3 separate regions of the Homo sapiens genome follow, and regions 1 and 2 are each linked to region 3. The links are chromatin loops, found by intact Hi-C in ENCODE. Cell type or tissue: CD14-positive monocyte. All regions are shown on one strand. Each heading gives the region's core, and the rest is flanking DNA. Links, peaks and the distances in the headings are about the cores only. Region 1 overlaps RHBDL3 (rhomboid like 3). Region 2 holds the start of C17orf75 (chromosome 17 open reading frame 75). Region 3 overlaps LOC124903979 (a long non-coding RNA gene).

Region 1 (7,470 bases), core at 898-5,897, 66 kb before region 3:
TCCCTCTGAGGTTCATCCATGCACCCAACAATTCTCCTGAGGCAAAGTTTTCCAACTAAACTGGAATTCCTCTTCCTGTAGCCTCCTGTCCCCCTAACTTAAATGGACACATGGCCTCAACATTCCTACCCCAGCCTCTCTTGCGCCCCCAAAGCTCTTTCTCTCCTAAGGGAGATAGGATGGAACCTTTTTGGATATGAAGGCCATCTCAGACGGAAACAAGAGCTGAACCTGGCAAACCTCAGCATCCAGGGATCCTTGGAGGGCTTGAGCTCTCCCTCCAGCAGGGCCATTCTGCCACCGGTCAGTGATGCTCAGGGGCAGGTGTGGAAGGGACAGGAGATGGGAAGGAAGGGGGCAGGCTTTGTCAAAGCAAGGACATTCAGCAACCACAGCACACCACGGTCTGCCACCTCTCACGGATGCCCACATGGGCCCCCTGCATCCTCCATGCCTTCTCTGCAGGCGCTGTCGTGCCTCAGTTACCTTTCCCATCACATACACACATATACGCACACACACACACACACGCATGAATGTTTCAAAACACTGTCTCCATAACCAAAGAGAGGCACAAAGTAGTGTCAGGGCAGCAAAAGGAAAGAAAAAGACCCTAAAACAAGGCTGGGCATGGAGGCTGGGGCACCCGTGTGAGATGCCAATATCCTGGAAGAAAGGGAGGGAGAAGTCTGAAGCTGGTCCTGGGTCTGTCTTCTCCAGGGTGGAACTTGGAATGAAGTTTATTCCCCCTGCATGGGTCCCTCTCACTGGGTACCCCCAGCACAAGAGGGGTCCTAGAGCCTACAGGCTCCCTGCTCTGCCCAACCCAGGCACAACAGATCATGCCCCGGTGCACACCAACCAGCCCAGGAGGGCACCCTGGTTTCAGCCAGGTCACAGCTGACATGTCCAGTAGGCCCTCTTCTTACTGGAGCCCCAGACACAGCAGGTGTCAAGGAGACACCACATGGCCTGCAATTATTTCTGAGCTAGAGAGGGGCCATGCCTGGACGCAACAACCTTCGAGCCTTCCCATGTCTCTTAGGGTCTCTGAGGGTAGAGGAGGAGGAAGAAGCTGCTGCTCAATCCGCAGCAGTGAGGGGGCACCCCCTGGCCCCATGGAAGAAGCCCAGCCCAGGTGAGGGAGGGCCACTCTCACACCCCACCCCAGACCTTCACCCTGGCCCGATGTCATCAGAGCAGCCGAGAAAAACGACAGCAGCCACATCAACTCCTCCGCCAGATGCCTTTCAGAAAAGGGTCTCCACTGTGTGTCCAAATCTAAACACAAACATTACAGTGGCCCAGAGTCTTCTGTCCTTGTCTGCCCGGCCTAGCTGAGCTGGTGATGAGAAGAAACCTCGCAGGCGCTCCCTGTGGGTGCTGCTTTTCCCTCCCCTCCCCGACCTTGGGCCTCCAGCCCTCAGGGGGGAGGCGGCAGCTTTAAGTCCAGCAGGGTGTAGGCAAAGATGTTCCAGAAGACAGCGAACAGCACGAAGACGGTGTACATGGCCACAAAAATCCACCACAGTGACTGGTCCTGGAGCCTCTGCTCGTAGTTCCTCAGGACCACCACGCCCAGGGTGATGCCCACGGCCACGCCACCCAAGTGCGCCACAAAGCTTGGGTGAGGGCACGGGGGATAGGCCGACGGGTGGAAGCGGAGCCACACGGCCCGCCCAAACTCCATGCTCACTGCAAGGGGAGGAAGCAGAGAGATGTCACAGGAGGGCCCTGAGCAGGGGCTGAGGGCCTTCACTTCATCACCCACCCATGAATTCATTCCCTATTAGGCCAAGCACCATTCTCTGCACTGGGGACACAGTAGTGAAGGAGGCAGGCAAATCTCTGTTCTCCCAGAGCTTACAGGGTCTAGCAATAAACCAGTAAGCAATTACATACATGAGATAATTTCAGGAAGAGAGACATCTATGGGGGGAAACAGGTGATTAAAAGCAATGCCTGTTTTAAGGAGGGAAATTCTTTAGCCCGGGGAGTCACGCAAGACCTCTCTAAAGAGGTGACATTTGGCCGGGTGCGGCGGCTCACACCTGTAATCTCAGCACTTTGGGAGGCCGAGGCGGGTGGATCACCTGAGGTCAGGAGTTCGAGACCAGCCTGGCCAACATGGTGAAACCCAGTCTCTACTAAAAATACAAACATTAGCTGGGTGTGGTGGTGGGCTCCCGTAATCCCAGCTACTCAGGAGGCTGAGGCAGAATTGCTTGAACCCAGGAGGTGGAGGTTGCAGTGAGCTGAGATTGCACTACTGCGCTGCAGCTGGGGCGACAGAGCAAGACTGTCTCAAAAACAAACAAAAAAAGAAAACCCTGACCCCAACAAACTGCTGAATTGACCCCTTAACAGATTCTTTTTGTTGTTCTTGTTGACACAGGTCTCACTCTAGGCGGGAGTACAGCGGCACCATCACAGCTCACTTCAGCCTCAACCTCCCGGGCTCAGGTGATCCATCTCAGCCTCCCAAGTAGCTGGGACTACAGGCACCCACCACCACATCTGGGTAATTAAAAAAAAAATTTTTTTTTTTGTAGAGATGAGGTCTTACTATGTTGCTCAGGCCTGAACTCCTGGGCTCAAGTGAGTTTCCTGCCTCAGCCTCCCACAGTGCTAGGATTATAGGCATGAGCCACCACACCCAGACCTGTAACAGATTCTAAGATGCCTTCATCCTGATCACCAATCCACGCTTCTTGTGTGAACTTCTTGGGTCAGCCAGTCAAGTGGGGATGGGCGCTAGGAAACTGCCATCCCATTATCCACTACCAAAAGAACACTGAGGGTAGATATTCTTATTCCCATTTTACAGATGAGAAAAACCAAGGCAAATTTGACACTGAAATAAAGCCCTTTGAGGGGAATTTTATACCTATTTAGCTACCAGTTAATGAGCCAGGGCACTTCTCTCCACCCTAACCACTGCAGGGGGTGCCAGAACCTCCAGGGACCTTCATTTCCCTTGGGGTTGCCCAGCCTTCTGGGCTGAGCCCTGCAACTCCAAGGATGGCCGATAGATGGCAGAAAAGGCGCATCCAGGGACTGACCCTCCGCCCTCCGCACTCCCACTCCTGCCCTGGGACAGCCTTCCAGCCTTGGCTCCCCAGGTCCAGGGTTTGATAAAGGAGGTATGAAAGATGATGGTCTCCAACTCCGATACAGCATTTTAGTTTTTATGATGCTTACGGTTGGATTTTTTTTTTTTTTTTTTTTTTTGAGACGGAATCTCGCTCTATTGCCCAGGCTGGAGTGCAGTGGCGCGATCTCGGCTCACTGCAAGCTCCGCCTCCCGGGTTCACGCCATTCTCCTGCCTCAGCCTCCCCAGTAGCTGGGACTACAGGCATGTGCCACCACACCCGGCTAATTTTTTGTATTTTTAGTAGAGACGGGGTTTCACCGTGTTAGCCAGGATGGTCTCTATCTCCTGACCTCGTGATCCGTCCGCCTCGGCCTCCCAAAGTGCTGGGATTACAAGCGTGAGCCACCGCGTCCGGCCGGATTTTTTTTTTTTTTAAACAACAAGACTCGTGCTTCTCTTTCCTTCCTCAAAAACGAACAAACTCAGAGCCTAAGCAGACGCAGAAGCTATGACACACCCACTGCCACCCCACTGCACCCTAATACCCTGACTCAAGGAGTCCTCAGGTTTTAAGGCTGGAAGTTCCTTCCTGGGATGAGAGATTCTCCAGCCCCATCCAGGAAACAGATCCAGAGAGACCCACAGAGGGTCAGGGGCAGACCTGATTTCTTGAAAGCCATGGGGTAAGAAGTAAGGAAGGTGGACGTGAATTGAAGCGGAGCCTTCCCAGGCCTGACCCTCCGTGAATTGAAGTGGAGCCCTCCCAGACCTGACCCTCCATCCCAGGTTTGTTCAGACTCAGTCTTCCTCTTACCTACACAGCAGGTAGCTGACCCAGAGAAAGCCCAGGTGCTTACTGTCTAGCTTGGCTAACATGTGGGACATTTGAAATGGCACAGGCTGGCTCTGAATTCTGGCTCTATCACTTCTTAGCTGGGTGACCTTGGGCTAGGAACCTAACTCTCTGAGCCTGGAGTTTCTACCTATAAATTAAGCTAATAATAATACCCTTTCTAGGTGGGTTTGGAGGACTGGATGAGAAAATGCGTTCACTCCCTCTTCTATCCTCATTGGTTTTTTTGTTTGTTTGTTTTTGTTTCAGCATGTTGGTCAGGCTGGTCTCGAATTCCTGACCTCAGGTGATCTACTCGCTTTGGCCTCTCAAAGTGCTGGGAGTACAGGCGTGAGCCACTGCGCCTGGCCTTTTCTTTTCTTTTCTTTTTTTTTTTTTTAAGGCAAGGTCTCGCTCTGTCACACAGGCTGAAGTGCAGTGGCATGATCATAGCTCACTGCTGCCTCAAGCTCCTGGGCTAGGACTATAGGCATAAGCCACCATGCCTGGCTAATTTTTAATTTTTGTGTGTGTGTGTGTGGAGACAGGGTCTTGCTCTGTCGCCCAGGCTGGTATTGAACTCCTAGGCTCAAGAGATCTTCCTGCCTCAGTCTAAGTAGCTAGGACTACAGGCGCAAGCCACCATGCCGGGCTAATTTTTTTGTATTTTTTTTTTTTTTGTAGAGACAAGGTCTTGCTATATTGCCAAGGCTGGTCTTAAACTCCTGGGCTCAAGCGATCCTCCCACCTTGGCCTCCCAAAGTGCTGGGATTACAGGCGTCAGCCACACTGCCCGACCCCTACCTCCATTGCTTCTGTTCAGACTCATCTCTTTCAATCTCAGAAAGAGCCCTTTGGCCTTTGGTCTTTGGTCTTATCCCCCTTGTCCCCACAATCTATTCTCCACACTGCAGCCTGACTGGTTTTCTAAAACTCTGGTTATCCATCAATAACTCTCTTGTTGAAAGCCCTCCAGTGGGATCCCAGGGAACGCAAAGTGAAGTACATTTTCTTTTCTTAGCATTTAAAGCCCTTAACAATCTGACTCATACTATTTCACTAACTTTATCTCTGATCAAAATCACACACAATCCCAAAACGAATTTCTTGGTTTTGCTAACCAACTCGCTGGCCATGACCCTTCACCCATCTATATGTTAGTTCAGGCTGCAGCTTTGCCTGAAATGTCCTCTTACACCATGTTTACTTGGTGGACACCTGCTTGCCTCTAACACTCAGAATGACCTCTGTAGGTAGAACTGAGCTCTCCCAACTAGGGCCCTGAAGACATCTTGTTCCTAGAGGTTCTTGGACTAGTTACAGTTTGCGAACCTGCTAAAACTGCAGCTTTTGATATATGTGTGTATGCACATGAGTGCACATATATGTATTTTTCTGGCGACAGGGTCTTGGACTTTCAACAAGGGATCTCAAAGGATCAGTTCCATGACCAAAAAGGTTAGGAAGTTATTTGTCTTGATCTGGGTGCTGGTCCTTAAGCACTTTTCTGTTTGCATATTATATGTCAATAAAAAGATGAAAAAATAGGCTGGGGCCAGGCATGGTGGCTCATGCCTGTAATCCCAGCACTTTGGGAGGCCAAGGCGGGCAGATCACCTGAGGTCAGGAGTTTGAGACCAGCCTGGCCAACATGGTGAAACCCCGTCTTTACAAAAAATACAAAAAAGTAGCTGGGCGTGGTGGCACGTGCCTGTAATCCTAGCTACTTGGGGGGCTGAGACAGGAGAATCACTTGAACCCGGGAGGTGGAGGTTGTGGTGAGCCGAGATCACACCACTGCACTCTAGCCTGGGTGACAGGGGGAGGCTCCATCTCAAAAATAAAATAAAATAAAATAAATAAAATAAAATAAAAATAAAATAAAATATAAAATAAAATAAAATAAAAGGCCAGGCGTGGTGACTCACACCTGTAATCCCAGCAACTTGAGAGGCCAAGGCAGGAGGATTGCTTGAGCCCAGGAGTTCAACACCAGCCTGGGCAACATGGCAAGACCCCCATCTCTGCCAAAAATTTTAAACAGCCAGGCATGGACCCACACATGTGTAGTCCCAGCTATTTGGGAGGCTGAAGAGGGAGGATCACCGGAGCCCAGGCAGGAGTCTGATGCTGCAGTGAGCTATGATTGTGCCACTGCACTGCAGCCTGGATGACACAGGGAGACACCCTGTCTCAAAAAAAAAGATGAAAATATAATTTTTAAAAATAGATAAATAAATAAAAGATGAATGGTTACGAAGCAGCACAGCAGGACAGACAGCTCTCACAATATCCCTACTTTTTTGCTAACCATTGACATGTCCCACTTTTTTTTTCTTGACCATAAGCCCGTGAAGGGCAGGAACTGTGCCATCTTTGAACCTCAGGCCCTGGTGCCAGGCTTTGGTTCCCCAGCGCCCCATCAGTACTTACTACAGATAAGGGCCACAGCCATCCGCAGCAGCTTGAACTGGCACTTCATGCCTGACCAGTTCTAGGGAAAAAGGAGAGCTCAGTCAGTTCCAGATTAGACCACTCTTCTGCCGGTGTGTCTTGCTTAAGAAAACCTGACATTAAAATAAGGATCTCCGTGAAGTCCTGAATGAGAGGGTTGTGGCTTAGTAGCAGAACACACCACATGGCTTTGAGATTTTAGGCAACAGCAAGTTTACTCCCGTCATAAGAGTTCTTGAGCTGGACTAACAAGAGGAAGGGACTCCAGATCTAGGAAGAGGAGAGGCCCTGTCTCCTCAACGTGGACAGAGAACATCTCAGAGCTGCATTCATTGCTGAGCTCCACGGTTGCAAAGGATGCAGGACAGCCAACCAAGCAAAGTCAAGACAGAACCACCAGGATGATAAAAGAGCTCAAAATCCTGCAAATGAGGAATGAATGGGGAAGCCAGGATCTTTTAGCTCAAAAAAGAGGGGACTGAGGGGTCAAGTTCATTGTTGTCAAATATCAAATGAGTCAACACAAGGAAAGGGCACATTCAATTCAGTGTAACCTGCAAGCAGAAGATGCAATGGATGAAAACTTCAGAGAGAGACTTTTTAGCTCAGAGTAAGTTTCCATTTCTAGTAAGCAGAGCTCTCCAGAGATAGAATGGTCCGTCTTGCAGGCTTCGTGAGTTTCCCAACCATCGGGGGTTTCACATCACTCGGAAAGGATGCTCCAGAGGAGAATCAGATACTGGAGAGGGGGTGGGCCAGGTGGCCTTCAAACAACTCCCTCTCTCCCCTGAGAATCTTGGAAAACTCGGAACCTCCAAAGCAGATAAACAGTACAATTATTCGCTTTACAAAAGGACTTTTCACTTTACAAAAGACTTCACCACAGGATTCCTTTGAGAGGCACTCCTGCAGTGCATTCAAAGCACTATTCCATTTATACAGAGGTGCGCGTGCACAGAAATAAGCCCGGAATCTTCCTGGAACACATAAGCCCCAGGGAAGGAGGGCACAACCAGGGGACTTTGGTTTCCTCCCACCACCCAATCTGCCTTTGCTGCCTGGCCCAGGCCCAGCTCGGGGGCACGTGTG
Region 2 (7,470 bases), core at 1,088-6,087, 89 kb before region 3:
TCCTGGGCTCAAGTGATCCTCCTGCCTTAGCTTCTAAGTGTTAAGATTAACAAGCGTGAGCCACCATGCTGTGCCTCTCGTTGTAGTGAGTTTATAGATAAGCAAGGGGAGGAGGCTAGAATGATCCATGCGGCCATGGATTAGAGCTGGAGACACCAGAATGAACTCGTGTTTATTTTAAAATAGATACATAGAGAAATATTTATGGATATGTGTATATACTAAAGTTAGTATAGATACATATATCAGCTGAGAGGGCCTAGAAGCAATAATGTCCCATATCAAGCATACTTTGTCCAGAGATCTTGGTTTGTAATACCATTCTCCAGTAAAAGCAACCTGAGGTCCTTGGAGAAATGGTTGATTCGGACCAGGCACGGTGGCTCATGCCTGTAATCCCAGCACTTTGGGAAGCCGAAGAGGGCAGATCACGAGGTCAGGAGTTCAAGACCAGCCTGACGAACATGGGGATTCTGCTGCCTCAGACTCCCGAGTAGCTGGGACTACAGGCATGCGCCACCACGCCCGCCTAATTCTTATATTTTTAGTAGAGACAGGGTTTCACCATGTTGGCCAGGGTGGTCTCAATCTCCTGACCTTGTGATCTGCCTGCCTCAGCCTTCCAAAGTGCTGGGATTACAGGTGTGAGCCACCGCGCCCGGCCAGGGGAATTCTTTTCAACCTAGAATTCGATGTCCAATCATATCAATCTAAAATTCTATTTCTTTTTTCCCCCCTGAGATGGAGTCTTACTCTGTTGCCCAGGCTGGAGAGCAGTGGCATGATCTTGGCTCACTGCAACCTCTGCCTCCCAGGTTCAAGTGATTCTTCTGCCTCAGCCTTCTGAGTAGCTGGGATCACAGGCGTGCACCACCAGGCCTGGCTAATTTTTGTGTTTTTAATAGAGACGGGGTTTCACCATGTTGGCCAGGCTGGTCTCGAACTCCTGACCTTGTGATCCGCCTGCCTCAGCCTCCCAAAGTGCTGGGATTACAGGTGTGTGCCACCATGCCTGGCCCCTAAAATTCTATTTCTAAGGAATATCCAATCAAATGTGAAAATACAATAAAGACGTGAGGATATATTTTCAGACATGCAAGAGCTTAAAAATTATTTTATATATACCCTTTCTTGGCTAATATTGGAGGCAGTACTTGAGCAAATCAAGAGAATAAACCATAATCTAGAAAAAATGGGATTAACAGGGAAGAATGTGAAGAAATCCAGATAAGAATAGAAGAAAGGGTTGTTGGGGGGGACTCTATTACTTCCTTTCTTTCTTTTTTTATTTTTATTTATTTTTTTTTGAGACAGAGTCTCACTCTGTCACCCAGGCTGGAGTGCAGTGGCATGATTTCGGCTCACTGCAACCTCTGCCTCCCGGGTTCAAGTGAGTCTTCTGCCTCAGCCTCCTGAGTAGCTGTGACTACAGGTGTGTGCCACCATGCCAGGCTAACTTTTGTATTTTCAGTAGAGATGGGATTTCACCATATTGGCCAGGCTGGCTTCAAACTCCTGACCTAGTGATCCACCCACCTCGGCCTCCCAAAGTGCTGGGATTACAGGTGTGAGTCACCACGCCCGGCCGTATTAGTTTCTTTCTTTCTTTTTTTTTTTTTTTTTGAGACAGAGTCTGGCTCTATGGCCCAGGCTGGAGTGCACTCTGCCTCCCAGGTTCATGCCATTCTCCTGCCTCAGCCTCCCAACTAGCTGGGACTACAGGTGCCCACCACCTCACTGGGCTAATTTTTTGTATTTTTAGTAGAGATGGGGTTTCACCGTATTAGCCAGGATGGTCTCGATCTCCTGACCTTGTGATCCGCCTGCCTCGGCCTCCCAAAGTGCTGGGATTACAGGCGTGAGCCACCACACCCAGCCACTGTATTAGTTTCTTATGGCTGCTATAACACGTACCACCTGGGCATGGTGGCTCACACCTGTAATGTCAGCACTTCGGGAGGATGGGGCAGAAGGATCACTTGAGCCCAGGAGTTCAAGACCAGCCTGAGCAACAAAGTGATACACTGTCTCTATAAAAAATAAAAATACAGCTGTTTCCTGAGTGAGATTTGGCTTTCAGTCTGGGCAAATGAAGACCATTTTGCGGTTAAATGGGCTCTTTTTTCTCAATTCCTTGATATGGACCTGTGCTGGGGACTGGTCGGCTATTCAAGTACAATGCACCCAGTTTTGGTTCTGTGCCAGGATTAAACCCACGATATTTCACAATTTGTATATGAACCCCGATGAAGTGTTTCTAGGAGATGGCTGCCTTGTAACCTAGTTTTGCCAAATATCTACTATGAGTTTTTCTACCATCCTCATGACTGTGGTAACTCAACCTCTCCAGGAAGTTCTTCTGCTTAAAACTAAAATCAAGTATATCTCAAGAGACTACTGCCGATCTGAAATGCCTCTGTCATGTGTTGTCCGCAATCAGAATCCTCTTTTAAATGTAGTTGAAATGAGAGATAAGGAAACTGACAATGTTACTGAATGGGAGATAGAGGTGAGGATACCCATTGCGAATGAAGACATGGCAGTAACTTCTGCAATACAATCTTTTAAGAATCTGACTGCTATACTCACTTGTTCATCAAATGAGTACCTTTATTGCAAGAGAAGAAACTGTGCTATCCACTTTGATATGGAGAGGCAATTTGGAATCTCTGCCATAATTGCTTAGGACTGAGGATTTAATGTGCTATTTTGTGAAAATCTGAGAAGCAGGAAGGGGATTTAACGATCTCAACTGTTATCCATCTGAAAAACCTAACTTGTAATTTTAAATGAAATGGCAGGTTGCCTTCCACTATTCCTTTTTAAAAATAGGAACTGCCCCTGCTTTTAACTTTATGAAGTTTTATTTATGAATAAAGTTTGCACTACTAAAAATAAAAAAAAAAAACACAAAACACACGCATGCACACACACACGGTGGCTTAAAACAATGGAAATGTATTATTTCACAGTTCTGGAGGCTGGAAGTTGACATGGAGGTGCTGGTGGGGACATACTCTCTTGAAGCCTCTAGGGGAGAATCTGTTCCATGTCCTCTCCTAGCTTCTGGTGATGACCATCAATCCTTGACATTCCTTGGTTTGTAGATACATCACTCCAGTCTGCCTCCTCCTTCACGTGGCGCTATGGTTTGAGTGTTTGTCCACTCCCAAATTCATGTTGAAATGTAATTGCCATTGTAAGACTATTAAGAAGTGGGGCCTTTAAGAGCTAATTATAAATTGCCCAGTCTTTGGTATCCTTTTATAGCATCATAAAATGGACTGAGACAGAAAACTGGTACCAGAGAATGGGGTGTTGCAGAAACAAACACCTGAAAATGTGAATTGGTGTTAGAACTGGGTAATGGGCAGAGACTGGAAGGGTAGCTGGCATTACAGGCGTGAACCACCACACGTGGCTAATTTTTTTGTACTTTTAGTAGAGACACAGTTTCACCATGTTGCCCAGGCTGGTCTTGAACTTCTGACCTCAAGTGATCCGCCTGCGTCGGTCTCCCAAAGCACTGGAATTACAGGCGTGAGCCACCGTGCCCGGCCTTTTAGTTTTTACGTAGTCATTTTTTTAAACGTTTTCCTGTATGACTTCTAAGTGTTTTGTTATGTTTGGAAAGACCCTCTTCAAGAATTAACAAAATTATCCCATATTTTCACTTTAACAAAATTCATTTTAAATTCTTAACTTTTTGATCAAACGGGTGTCTGTGCGTGCTGGCACGCGCGCAAGGAGGCAGACGAGTAGCCTTATTCTTTTCCATGTGGCTAGGTAGTTGTGCCACCTTTATCACATAGAAAGTTTCCCAGATGTCTCAAAGGAAAATAAGTTCAAAATAAATGGTAAAAGCTTGTCAGTAAAGGCGAACTCAGTACGCCTGTCAGCCCCTGTGGGGAGAAGAGACTCCCTTTCCAGGCCAGTCCTTGCCTGCGAACCCGGGGAAACCAGCGGAACGCAGGTGTGCGAGGGCCGGGAGCCGGACGAGCCCTGATACCGACGGCTGCACGGGAGCAGGGGAGCGGTTTGGCGGAGACACAGGGCCGCTCAGAGGCCGCCGCAATGCTCCCCTCTTTGCAGGAGTCGATGGATGGAGATGAAAAGGAACTAGAGAGCAGCGAAGAGGGAGGCTCAGCCGAGGAGCGGAGACTCGAGCCGCCGTCCAGCAGCCACTACTGTCTTTACAGCTATCGCGGAAGCAGGTGCTGGCGCCCAGCTCGGCCTGCCAGCCCGCCCGCCCCTGCGGCCCCGCCCCCGGCCCGCCGCCCGGCCTTGCACCCCACCCCCGGCCCAGCGGCCCGGCCGCTCCTAAAAGCCATCTTCTCCTCTCCCAGCCAAGGTCTCTGGCCTGAAGGGCGCTCCTCGCCTCCCGCTGCTCTTCCTGGCCCCCGTCGTGGACTTGTATGCCTGGCCCAACCATGCCTGTGCCCTTCATCTGCCCCTATATCATCCCAGCCTCTTACTCTCGCGGCTGCCCTTTGTTTAGCGCAGTGCCCCGCATGCTCAATAATTTCAGTTCCCGTCCCCTCTCCTTTCTGTCATTATCTCCCCACTTCTCCCATTTCTGTCACACACACCCCCATCCCCACCCTCTGGTTTTCCTCTGTTCTTGATTCCTCTTTTTCCTCCTTCTGACTTTCCTGGAACCTTCTTGGCCTTGTCAAGTTTGGTTTTTAAAGGAGTTTCCTTGAACCTTCTGGGTATTTAGCCTTTCCTCCACCCGTTAAGTGGCCTGGAGAGAGAAGGGGCTCTTGTCAGCACTGCTGTATGGGTTTTCCTTGTCATGAGGATAGGCAGTGCACTTCCACCTTGCAGCATTTTTAGTTGACTCCTTGCCTTACCCTGCTTGCCAGGCCCCCATACTCCTCTTGGTTTAGAGCCCATAATTGATAGCACTATTGGTTTTGTGGCTTGTAGATTGGCACAGCAACGAGGGGACAGTGAGGACGGAAGCCCAAGTGGCACAAATGCAGAAACTCCCTCTGGTGATGATTTCAGGTAAAAAGAGCTTCAGCATAATTCATGCATGTGCTTTCATCTTCCCTGCATCTCTGGCCTGTACATGTCAGTGGATACTCTATTTCCACTGAGCTTTCCCTGAGTCAAACCGTCAATTCCTCCTATCCCCTAGGAACCTCATCCTGATTTCCTCATTGGCTGGTTCATTCAAGGCTGGGGCAAACAAATCCACATACTGATAGTGTGCTTGGTGATTAGCCAAAAAGAAATCCTTTTTTTTTCTTTTTCCTTTTAAATTGAGACAGGGTCTTGCTCTGCTGCCCAGGCTGGAGTGCAGTGGCATGACTTTGGCTCGCTGCAGCGTCAACCTCCCCGGCCTCAGGTGATCCTCTCACCTCAGCCTCCCCAGTAGCTGGGACTACTGACCACCACGCCTGGCTAATTTTTGTATTTCTGGTAGAGATGGGGTTTCACCATGTTGCCCAGGCTGGTCTTGAACTCCTGGACTCAAGTGATCCGCCCACTTCTGCCTCGCAAAGTGTTGGGATTACAGGCATGAGCCACCTTGCCCAGCCCTGAAAAATTTTTTTTTTTTTTTGAGACAGAGTCTCCCTCTGTTGCCCAGTCTGGAGTGCAGTGGTGCGATCTCAGCTCACTGCAAGCTCTGCCTCCCGGGTTCACGCCATTCTCCTGCCTCAGCCTCCCGAGTAGCTAGGACTACAGGCACCCACCACCACGCCCGGCTAATTTTTTTGTATTTTTTTTTAGTAGAGACGGGGTTTCACTGTGTTAGCCAGGATGATCTCTATCTCTTGACCTTGTGGTCCACCTGCCTCGGCCTCCCAAAGTGCTGAGATTACAGGCGTGAGCCACTGCTCCCGGCCCCAGCCCTGAAATTTTTAAATCATCAATTATACCTCAATAAAGTTGAAAGATAAAAAAGATAAGAATGTGTGCAGGGGTGTGATTATAATGACTGACCATGGAATTAAGGCAGAATAAGGAGGGAAGTGAGATGAGAAACTTGAGAGACTGAAAAAGAGGTAGGGTCAGTGGATTGGGGGTTCCAGTGGAGTCACAGTACTGGAGAGAATGAGCTGGAAAGATAGGAATATTTTAAGCTATTTGATGAGGTAGATCATACTTAGTGACATACATTCCTAGAAGCCTCACCAATAGGGGTCATAAGGACAGCTTTCCCCAGTCCTTAAAAGAGCCCCTGGCGTTGGTACCATTCTGTCTGACTTAATGGGTGTGAATACCCTAGTCCACTGGTAAAGAATGTGTGTCTTTCATTTGTCAAGCCTCTCCTTGGCAGATACTAATCTACCATCCGAAGTGGAGCCAGAGCTGCGCAGTTTCATTGCTAAGCGTCTTTCAAGAGGTGCAGTCTTTGAAGGGCTGGGTAATGTTGCATCTGTGGAGCTAAAGTAAGTGCAAAATGTGCTGTGTCCTGAGTTTTTATTTCTGAACTAAATATGAGAAGTGATGAGAAACTCCAAAAGATCAGCTCCTACTAGACCTGCAGAATTTGTCTTTATTCTCTGGCAGCCCGAGCACTGGGCCTCACACATAAACATTTGTGGAATGGAATTAATTGAATGGCAGAGACCCTGGCACCCAATTGCACTTTATTTAATTAGTTTATTTTTTTTTGAGACAGGGTCTTGCTTTGTTGCCCAGGCTGGAGTGCAGCGGCCCGATTACAGCTCACTGCAGCCTTGACCTCCTGGGCTTAATCAATCCTCTCACCTCAGCCTCCCAAGTAGCTGGGACTGCAGGCAGGCACTACGATGCCCAGCAATTTTTTTAATTTTTTTTTTTTTTTTTTTTTAGAAATGGGGTCCTACCATGTTGCCCAGGCTAATAAGTTTTGTACTTAGAAGAAGAAAAGTGTTGATTATTAAAACTAAATTTGTATACAGTTTGTATTTTCACAAACTTTTATGTAGTTTTCCTTACAAAGGGGAAATATAGCAGATACTCTCTTATTTTCATTTTCAGATGAGGAAATAAACTCAGAGTTTATGTAAACTTAAGTCATGAGGCTGGTCAAATTGATGGAGTTCAGGCTTAAACATGAGCATTCTTAGTCCAATTCCAACTGTCTTTCCATTACACCTCTCCTTTTTTGTTTTGTTTTGTTTTTTTTAAGACAGAGTCTCACTCTGTTGCCCAGACTGGAGTACAGTAGCATGATCTTGGCTTACTGCAACCTCCGCCTCCCTGGTTCAAGCAATTCTCCTGCCTCAGCCTCCCGAATAGCTGGGATTACAGGCATGCACCACCATACCCGGCTAATTTTTGTATTTTTAGTAGAGATGGGGTTTCACCATGTTGGCCAGGCTGGTCTCGAACTCCTGACCTCAGGTGATTCACCCGCCTTGGCCTCCCAAAGTGCTGGGATTACAGGTGTGAGCCACTGTGCCCGGCCTCCATTACACCTCTTTATTCTAGTTCAACTCAGACCGTGAAGTTAGCATACAGGTCCTCAGGAGT
Region 3 (7,470 bases), core at 815-5,814:
AGGGGCTGGCTCAAAGGGTCTGAAGGTGACCCATAACTCTTCAGCCTCGCCCACCATCAGGCCAGGTCAGAGGAGGAACGTGGCACTGTGCAAAATGGGGCCCAGTGGCTGACGTGGGCCGTCTCGGTTTGTTGGGCATCCTCCCCTGTGCAGCCAAAGCACGTGATCTGTCCTACAGCTGGGGTGGCCTGTTGTGGCTCCTTGGGGAGCTGTCCACGTCATCTGCAGAGAGATGAAATCAACCTGTCCCTTCTCCGTGAAGGACATCCTGCAACAGAAATGCACTTCCCCCAAACCCAGCTTCTCAATGTGGTCACTGTAGCTCTGGGCTGCAGCTCACATGCCTGGCTCTGCATACTCCAAAATACACAAGAACGGCAGAGGGGAGACGCATGCATCCAAGACATCATTAGCTGTGAGCAGCCTCATAGGCTGTGAGCCATGGGGTTAACCAGGCTCAGAGAAGGCCTGCAAAGCGGCAGTAAACATTCTGCTGGCTTGGCTTGGCTTGCTGCAACAATTTATATCCCAGGAAAAAAAGGGGCCAAAAGTCACGGAAATAACAGAAATGCTGAAGGAACTGGCACATTTGCCAGATGGTTCCTGGGGCACAATCGTATTTGCAGAGGGACAGTCTGCAGCGGAGGTCCTTTCATCAGAGAGCAAAGACTCTGGCTGACCGCTCATTCATTATCCCAGGACTCACTTGGAGGAGGGTGGTGGCTGGAGCACACCCACGCTTGTCCTTCCTTCCCGGAACCTTGAAGCTGTGGTTGCCTGAAGCTGAAGTGGCATTTGGGATTGGGCCTCTCCAAACACCCACAGCTCTGCTTCTTTAGACACCTGCCACCTGTGTCTCTTTTTCCCAACTTACACCAGCCAGTCCATTCTCCCAGCTGCCAGCTGTCATTTTCTCCTTAGTGCAACTGGTCAGATTTTAGTAAATAACACAGCTTGGGCTCTGACAATATGAATTCAGTTGTGCTGCCAGGGCCGAACTATGAGGCAGTAGGGACAAGGCTGGGACAGGCTAAGTGGGCTTGAAAATATGAATAACCCGGCTGGGCGCGGTGGCTCACGCCTGTAATCCCAGCACTTTGGGAGGCAGAGGCGGGCAGATCACGAGGTCAGGAGATCGAGACCATCCTGGCTAACACGGTGAAACCCCGTCTCCACTAAAAATACAAAAAAAAAATTAGCCGGGCATGGTGGCGGACGCCTGTAGTCCCATCTACTTGGGAGGCTGAGGCAGGAGAATGGCGTGAACCTGGGAGGCGGAGCTTGCAATGAGCCGAGATCGCGCCACTGCACTTCACCCTGGGCGACAGAGCGAGACTCCGTCTCAAAAAAAAAAAAAAGAAAAGAAAAGAAAAGAAAATATGAATAACTGGAAGGGCATTTAAAATTATTTGCTGCATTATCACAGAATTTTCAAGAACTCATTGCTTTGTCCTGGTATTGCATATGTCTGTGTTTGTCTTCCTCCATTAAACTAGAGACTTTTTTTTTTTTTTGAGACAGACTCTCGCTCTGTCACTCAGGCTGGAGTGCAGTGGCGCAATCTCAGCTCCCTGCAATCTCCACCTCCCAGGTTCAAGCAATTCTCCTGCCTCAACCTCCCAAGTAGCTGGAACTACAGGAGCATACTACCAAATCTGGCTAATTTTTTTGTATTTTTAGTAGAGATGGGGATTTACCATGTTGGCCAGGCTGATCTTGAACTGGTCTCAAATGATCCACCTGCTTCAGCCTCCCAAAGCCAGGATTCCAGGCATGAGCCACTGCGCCCAGCCTAAACTAGAGATTTTGAGCAGTAGGGAAGATGTCTGTCTTGGCTTTGCTACATTCTCCATGCGGATTGGTGGTTATAGCCTGAATCATGCTGTTGCCCCCAGAAACCTTGGTCATGGGGGTGATGGGGTGAGGGTGAGTGGACAGTCAACACAAAGGCATCACTACAAGCAGAGGCCCTATTCTTGGTGGTCAGTGCCTACCTCTGCATAAGGACAGTGTCATAGCAGCAGAGGGAGGCTGTGCGTGGTCAGCTACTTATTGAAAGGGTGCCCACCTATTAGAAGTTCTATAATTGTCCATTTATTGCAACTTCTGTGTTATATGATGACCTCCTTAAGGAAAGGATGTCTCTATAATCATCTTACTTTCTCTACATCCTAGTACCATGCTTGTCAGTGTGGCATTGAGGGATTTGGTGGAAAACATACATATTTATCCATTTAGACTTCCATTTGCATCTGGCAGGATAACTTTCAGCAGGCTGGTTAACCTCAATGAGCCTCAGTTTCCTTGGATTTAAATGAGGCTAATATTACCCATCTTGTGAGGATGTAGGTAAAAAGGATGGGACAGTACTTGGCACAGAGTAGCTCTCAGTAAGCATCCGTTCCCCATTCCTTCCCCGCCCAGGATACTCAATACATGGAGTTGAATAAATGAATAAATTATTTCAGAGATGAATACACTTTGGCATCTTTCTTGGATATATTCACACTCCCCAAAGCCCAAATATTGCAGTTAAAAAAAAAACATCCAACGGCCGGGTGCGGTGGCTCATGCCTGTAATCTCAGCACTTTGGGAGGCCAAGGCGCGTGGATAGTTTGAGGTCAGGAGTTTGAGACCAGCCTGGCCAATGTGGTGAAGCCCCGTCTCTACTACAAATACAAAAGTTAGCCAGGCGTAGTGGTGAGCGCCTGTAGTCCCAGCTACTCGGGAGGCTGAGGCAGGAGAATCACTTGAGCCTGGGAGGCACAGGTTGCAATGAGCCAAGACTGCACCACTGCACTCCAGTTTGGGCGACAGAGTGAGACCCTGTCTGAAAAAAAAAAAAAAAAAAAAACAACTAGGTAACCGAATTTGCAGGAGGCAGCCATCCTACAGCAGGGGCTAAAATGGTTTCCAGCAGATGGAGAAGCACCTCTGTTGTTTTCTAAAGGGAAATACATGCCTGTAATCCCAGCACTTTGGGAGGCTGAGGTGGGAGGATCATTTGAGCCCAGGAGTTTGAGACCAGCCTGGGCAACATAGTGATACTCCATCCTGACAAATAAAAAATTTAAAAATTAGCTGGGCACAGTGGCAGGCACCTGTAGTCCCAGCTACTCAGAAGGTGGAGATGGGGGGATTGTCTGAGCCCAGGAGTTCAAGGCTGTAGTGAGCTGTGTTTGCACCACGGCACTCCAGCCTGGGTAACACAGTAAGACCTTGTCTCAAAAAATAAACAAATACATAAAATAAAATAATGCAAAGAAACTACATCAGGAAACACGACTAGACGTGGTGGATCACGCCTGTAATCCCAGCACTTTGAGAGGCCGAGGCGGGTGGATCACCTGAAGTAAGGAGTTCGAGACCAGCCTGGGCAACATGCGGAAAGCCCGTCTCTACTAAAAATACTAATATCAGCCGGGTGTGGTCGCGGGCGCCTGTAATCCCGGCCACTTGGGAGGCTGAGTAACGATAATCGCTTGAACCCAGGAGGCAGTTGTTGCTGTGAGCTGAGATGGCGCCACTGCACTCCTGCCTGGGCGACAAGACCAAGACTCCATCTCAAAAAAAAAGAAAAAGAAAAAGAAAGAAACTACATCAGGAAACAATGCCACAGGACCTTGTGTTTGACCTCTTTTATTTCTCTGCTTGATACAGAAAGCACCCAGTTGGTACCTAATAAATGCACACTAAAGGCTTTGCCTCCTTAGAGGTGCTGGAGTAGCAAGACTGGCTGGGCGCCACATGAAGTCCTGGAGCCACAGTGTCCTCTAGTGGGAAAATGAGGCCATAGCACCCCACAGAGCTGACAGACACACAGTGCGGTGCCAGAGCTGGGCAGTTTCCCTAAAGTGACCTGGATTAGTCTCAGTGCAGGCGCCAGGGCAGACTTCCAGGGCTGTTTTCATGCCTAGAAAACAAAAAACAAACAAACAATACACTTTACAGGACGTGTTTTTCTGCACGTATTACTCAGAAAGCCATTGCAGCCACATTTGTTCCTTAAAATTAATTGTCAGTCAATTTGCGGGTCTAGGCGATAATGATAGGCTAGCATCACAGAAAGAAACCAGATATTTGCTGCCTCTGATGGAAGTATACAGCACCCCCTAAGTATTTTTGCTACAGAATTGAACGTGAATCTGTTCAAGTCTCTAGATCCAATTCACAGGAAATACATTGGTCATTAATGAATAAATATATTTAGAAGAGTATGTTGAATGACACCACAGGTATATGATCAGGAAAATCCATACCATAGGAAACTACAGGACAAATCACCTGGTTTCGTCAGCAATATATATTTGATCCTGACTTAAAAAAAACAAGTGAAAAAAAAAGACTTGTTTAAAGAGTTGGGGCGATCCAAACACTGTATATTTGATCTTAAGGAATTGTGGTTTTTTTGAGACAGGGTCTTGTTCTGTCGCCAAGGTTGGAGTGCAATGGTGCCATCAGGTCTCACTGCAGCCTCGACATCCCAGGCTCAATCAATCCTCCTACCTCAGCCTTCTGGGTATCTGGCACTACAGGCCTGCACCACCATGCCTGGCTAATTTTTGTATTTGTCGACATGGGGTCTTGCCATGTTGACCAGGCAACTCCTGAGCTTGAACTCCTGAACTTAAGCGATCTGCCTACCTTCACCTCCCAAAGTGCCAGGATTACAGGCATGAGCCAACATGCTTGGCCAATAGTTCATTTTTAAAGTGTGAAGATGGTATTGTGGTTTTGTTTTGTTTTGTTTTAAGATTCTTTATACTTTAGAGGTACACACTGAAGTATTTTCAGATGAAATAATGGGCTATCTGGGCTTTGTTCAGCATAATTCCAAAATGGGTGGGGGAACAATGAAACAGATTGACCATGTTAGTAAGTGTTGAAGTTCAGTGGTGGGTACATGTACATGAGAGATCATTATACTATTTACTCTACTTTTGTTTTTATTTGAACATTTTAAAAAATATTTTAAAAAATCCTTACTAAGGTACGTTTTACTTTAATTCTCTTTGAGAGCCCATAGGTAACACCTTTAAAAGCCTTATTTTGCTGCCTCTGTGAGAAAACTATTTGACAGCTTCTGTAGGATGGGGTGTTATAGATTGCTTTCACCAAGCACATCTGAGAAGTATGGTCAGAATCGGGTGAACCTCTATGCTTTAAAACTTGAGGGTCAGGTGCAGTGGCTCATGCCCATAATCCCAGGACTTTGAGAGGCAGAAGTGGGAGGATCGCCTGAGCTTAGGATGTTCGAGACCAGCTTGGGCAATATAAGGAGACCTCACCTCTACAAAAAAATTTAAAAAGCTGGTGGGGGGTGGGCGTGGGCCTCTAGTCCCAGCTACTCAGGAGGCTGAGGCAGGAAGATTGCTTGAGCCCAGGAGATGGAGGCTGCAGTGAGCCGTGATGGCGCCACTGAACTCCAGCTTGGGTGACAGAGACCCTGTCTCAAAAAATAAATAAAATGGCACCATTTGAAAGAGCTTCTGTTCTTTTATTTACCCCTGGATAATAGGGTGGGAAGAGGCCAACGACCAGTGGACAGGTCATTTAAGGGCGGCTTTGACAAATGCTCTGACTCAAGGAAGCCAGTTGCACCTATGCTCCTGGCAATCTCCAGACTGTCTGCATGACGCTCTCTCCTGAGCAGTAACTCCTGACCAGAACTTCCCAAGAAAACCTCAGCAAGTGTATAGGTGGATTAAGCACCTCCTGCCTCCTTTGCAACCACCATTCTCCCCTCTGCACCAGCTTATATAAACACAGCTGTATCAGCAGCCCTCCAGCTGCCAACTCTCCTAGAAGATATTTGGCATTTTCCTATTCTGGCTAAAAATAAGTCTCAGGCTCTCCTGGGCATCTGCAGGTGGAGTGCTCATTCTGCCATGCTGGAGTTTTCTTAAGATGCTGTAAGTAAGAAACATGGAATTACTTGTATCATGTTCATGGCAGAAGCTCTGCTCCTTCCCTTGGGAAATGGTCACAAGCATAATCAAAGCTGAAAGGAGCCCTTCTGCCTGTCCCTAAAGGTCTTCACTCACTGGGTACTAACCTCGAACATGGCATCTGCAGACAGAGGGCATGGGTTCAAGTCCCAGTCCTTCTGGTTAGCTAGGTCTGGGACAGGTTCCTTAAACTCCTTGAGTCTTAGTTCTCTTATAATGGGCATGATAGTAATATCTACACCTCTTGGTTATGACAATTAAATGGTATGTGAAAAGGGCTTTGGAAACAGCCCTATAAATGTGCTATTTTTTTTCCTTCTTCTTCTTCTTTTTTTTTTTTGAGATGGAGTTTCACTCTTATTGCCTAGGCTGGAGTGCAATGGTGCGATCTAGGCTCATCGCAACCTCCGCCTCCCAGGTTCAAGCGATTCTCCTGCCTCAGCCTCCTGAGTAGCTGGAATTACAGACATGCGCCACCACACCTGGCTAATTTTGTATTTTTAGTAGAGACGGGGGTTTCTCCATGTCAGTCAGGCTGGTCTCGAACTCCCGACCTCAGGTGATCCGCTTGCCTCAGCCTCCCAAAGTGCTAGGATTACAGGCGTGAGCCACCGCACCCAGTCTATTTTTTTCCTTCTTAATACACTCTCCCACCCACCCCCCTTGGACCAACAGGCTCTCATTTATACACTCAACAAACACTTGAGACATTTTAAGAAAAGAAAACTTCAGACCAATATCCCTCATGAACATAGGTTCAGACATTCTTAAAATGTTGGCAAGTCACCTCTAACATATATGAATAGGATAATACATCGTGACCAAATGGGGTTAATCTCAGCACAGCAAGTTGGTTTAACATTTGTAAATCAATGTTGGCTGGGCGTGGTGGTTCATGCCTGTAATCCTAGCACTTTGGGAGGCTGAGGCAGGGAGACTGCTTGAGCTCAGGAATTTGAGACCAGCCTGGGCAACATTATGAGACCTTATAATGAGATTTTGTTTCTAAAATGTCAGCTAGGCGTTGTGGCACACGCCCATAGTACCAGTTACTTGGGAGATTGAGGTGGGAGGATTGCTTTAGCCTGGGTGATCGAGGCTGCAGTGAGCCGAGATCAAGGCTGCAGTGAGCCATGATTGCACCACTGCACTCCAGCCTGGGAGGCAGGGATCCCATCTAAAACAAAACAGAACCAAAAACTATGTTATTTACCATATTAACAGACTGAAGAAGGAAAACTATACGATAATCTCAATAGATGCAGAAAATCATCTGACAAAATTCAACATTTATTTATGACAGAAACTCTGAGGTGGTTGCTGTCCCAGGAACAGCCTGAAGGTGGGCAAAGGGGGAAGGAGGGAGACCAGTAGAAGCCTAGTCCATCAATCCCAGCTAGAGAAAGATTAGGGAGATAATTGGATCATGACGGTGGTGAGAGGTGGCCACTCTCTGATTATCTTGAAGGTAGGCCCAACAGGATTTGCTAATAGAATGACTGTAGGGAGTGAGGGAAAGAA

The links. Hi-C counts contacts between places; a loop is a spot of excess contacts. Peaks named below come from ENCODE experiments on the same cell type or tissue, not always from the same donor. Only the 100,000 strongest peaks of a DNase experiment are listed, where the experiment ranks them.
Region 1: a loop joins it to region 3, with 8 times the contacts of the local background. A loop is called at or near these places in 103 of 110 quality-filtered maps.
Region 2: it touches region 3 in a loop (2.8-fold over the local background); 4 of 110 quality-filtered maps call a loop at or near these places.

The regions. Positions count from the first base shown.
Region 1 is chr17:32,315,183-32,322,652 of GRCh38, reverse strand. It overlaps RHBDL3 (rhomboid like 3), which reads right to left. Exons shown (of 9, transcript NM_138328.3): 8 at 6,361-6,421; 9 at 1-1,695. The coding sequence ends at 1,424. Among named protein-coding and RNA genes, the nearest start is that of C17orf75, 23 kb to the left of the region's middle. RefSeq lists an enhancer at 1-23. In CD14-positive monocyte, for the core only: CTCF peaks have their summits at 2,829 and 3,035 (motif pointing right); DNase peaks (open chromatin) are centred at 3,032 and 3,592; H3K4me3 peaks cover 1,038 bases; H3K27ac peaks cover 1,080 bases.
Region 2 is chr17:32,338,744-32,346,213 of GRCh38, reverse strand. C17orf75 (chromosome 17 open reading frame 75) reads left to right here and starts at 4,041. Exons shown (of 10, transcript NM_022344.4): 1 at 4,041-4,214; 2 at 4,930-5,010; 3 at 6,276-6,401. The coding sequence starts at 4,075. It also overlaps the pseudogene OOSP1P2. RefSeq lists silencers at 4,255-4,334, 4,829-5,011 and an enhancer at 3,474-4,360. In CD14-positive monocyte, for the core only: no CTCF peak of the experiment used is centred there; a DNase peak (open chromatin) is centred at 4,083; H3K4me3 peaks cover 1,996 bases; H3K27ac peaks cover 1,948 bases.
Region 3 is chr17:32,249,529-32,256,998 of GRCh38, reverse strand. LOC124903979 (a long non-coding RNA gene) reads right to left here. Exons shown (of 2, transcript XR_007065709.1): 2 at 3,625-3,914. Among named protein-coding and RNA genes, the nearest start is that of RHBDL3, 13 kb to the left of the region's middle. In CD14-positive monocyte, for the core only: CTCF peaks have their summits at 3,571 and 3,772 (motif pointing left); a DNase peak (open chromatin) is centred at 3,768.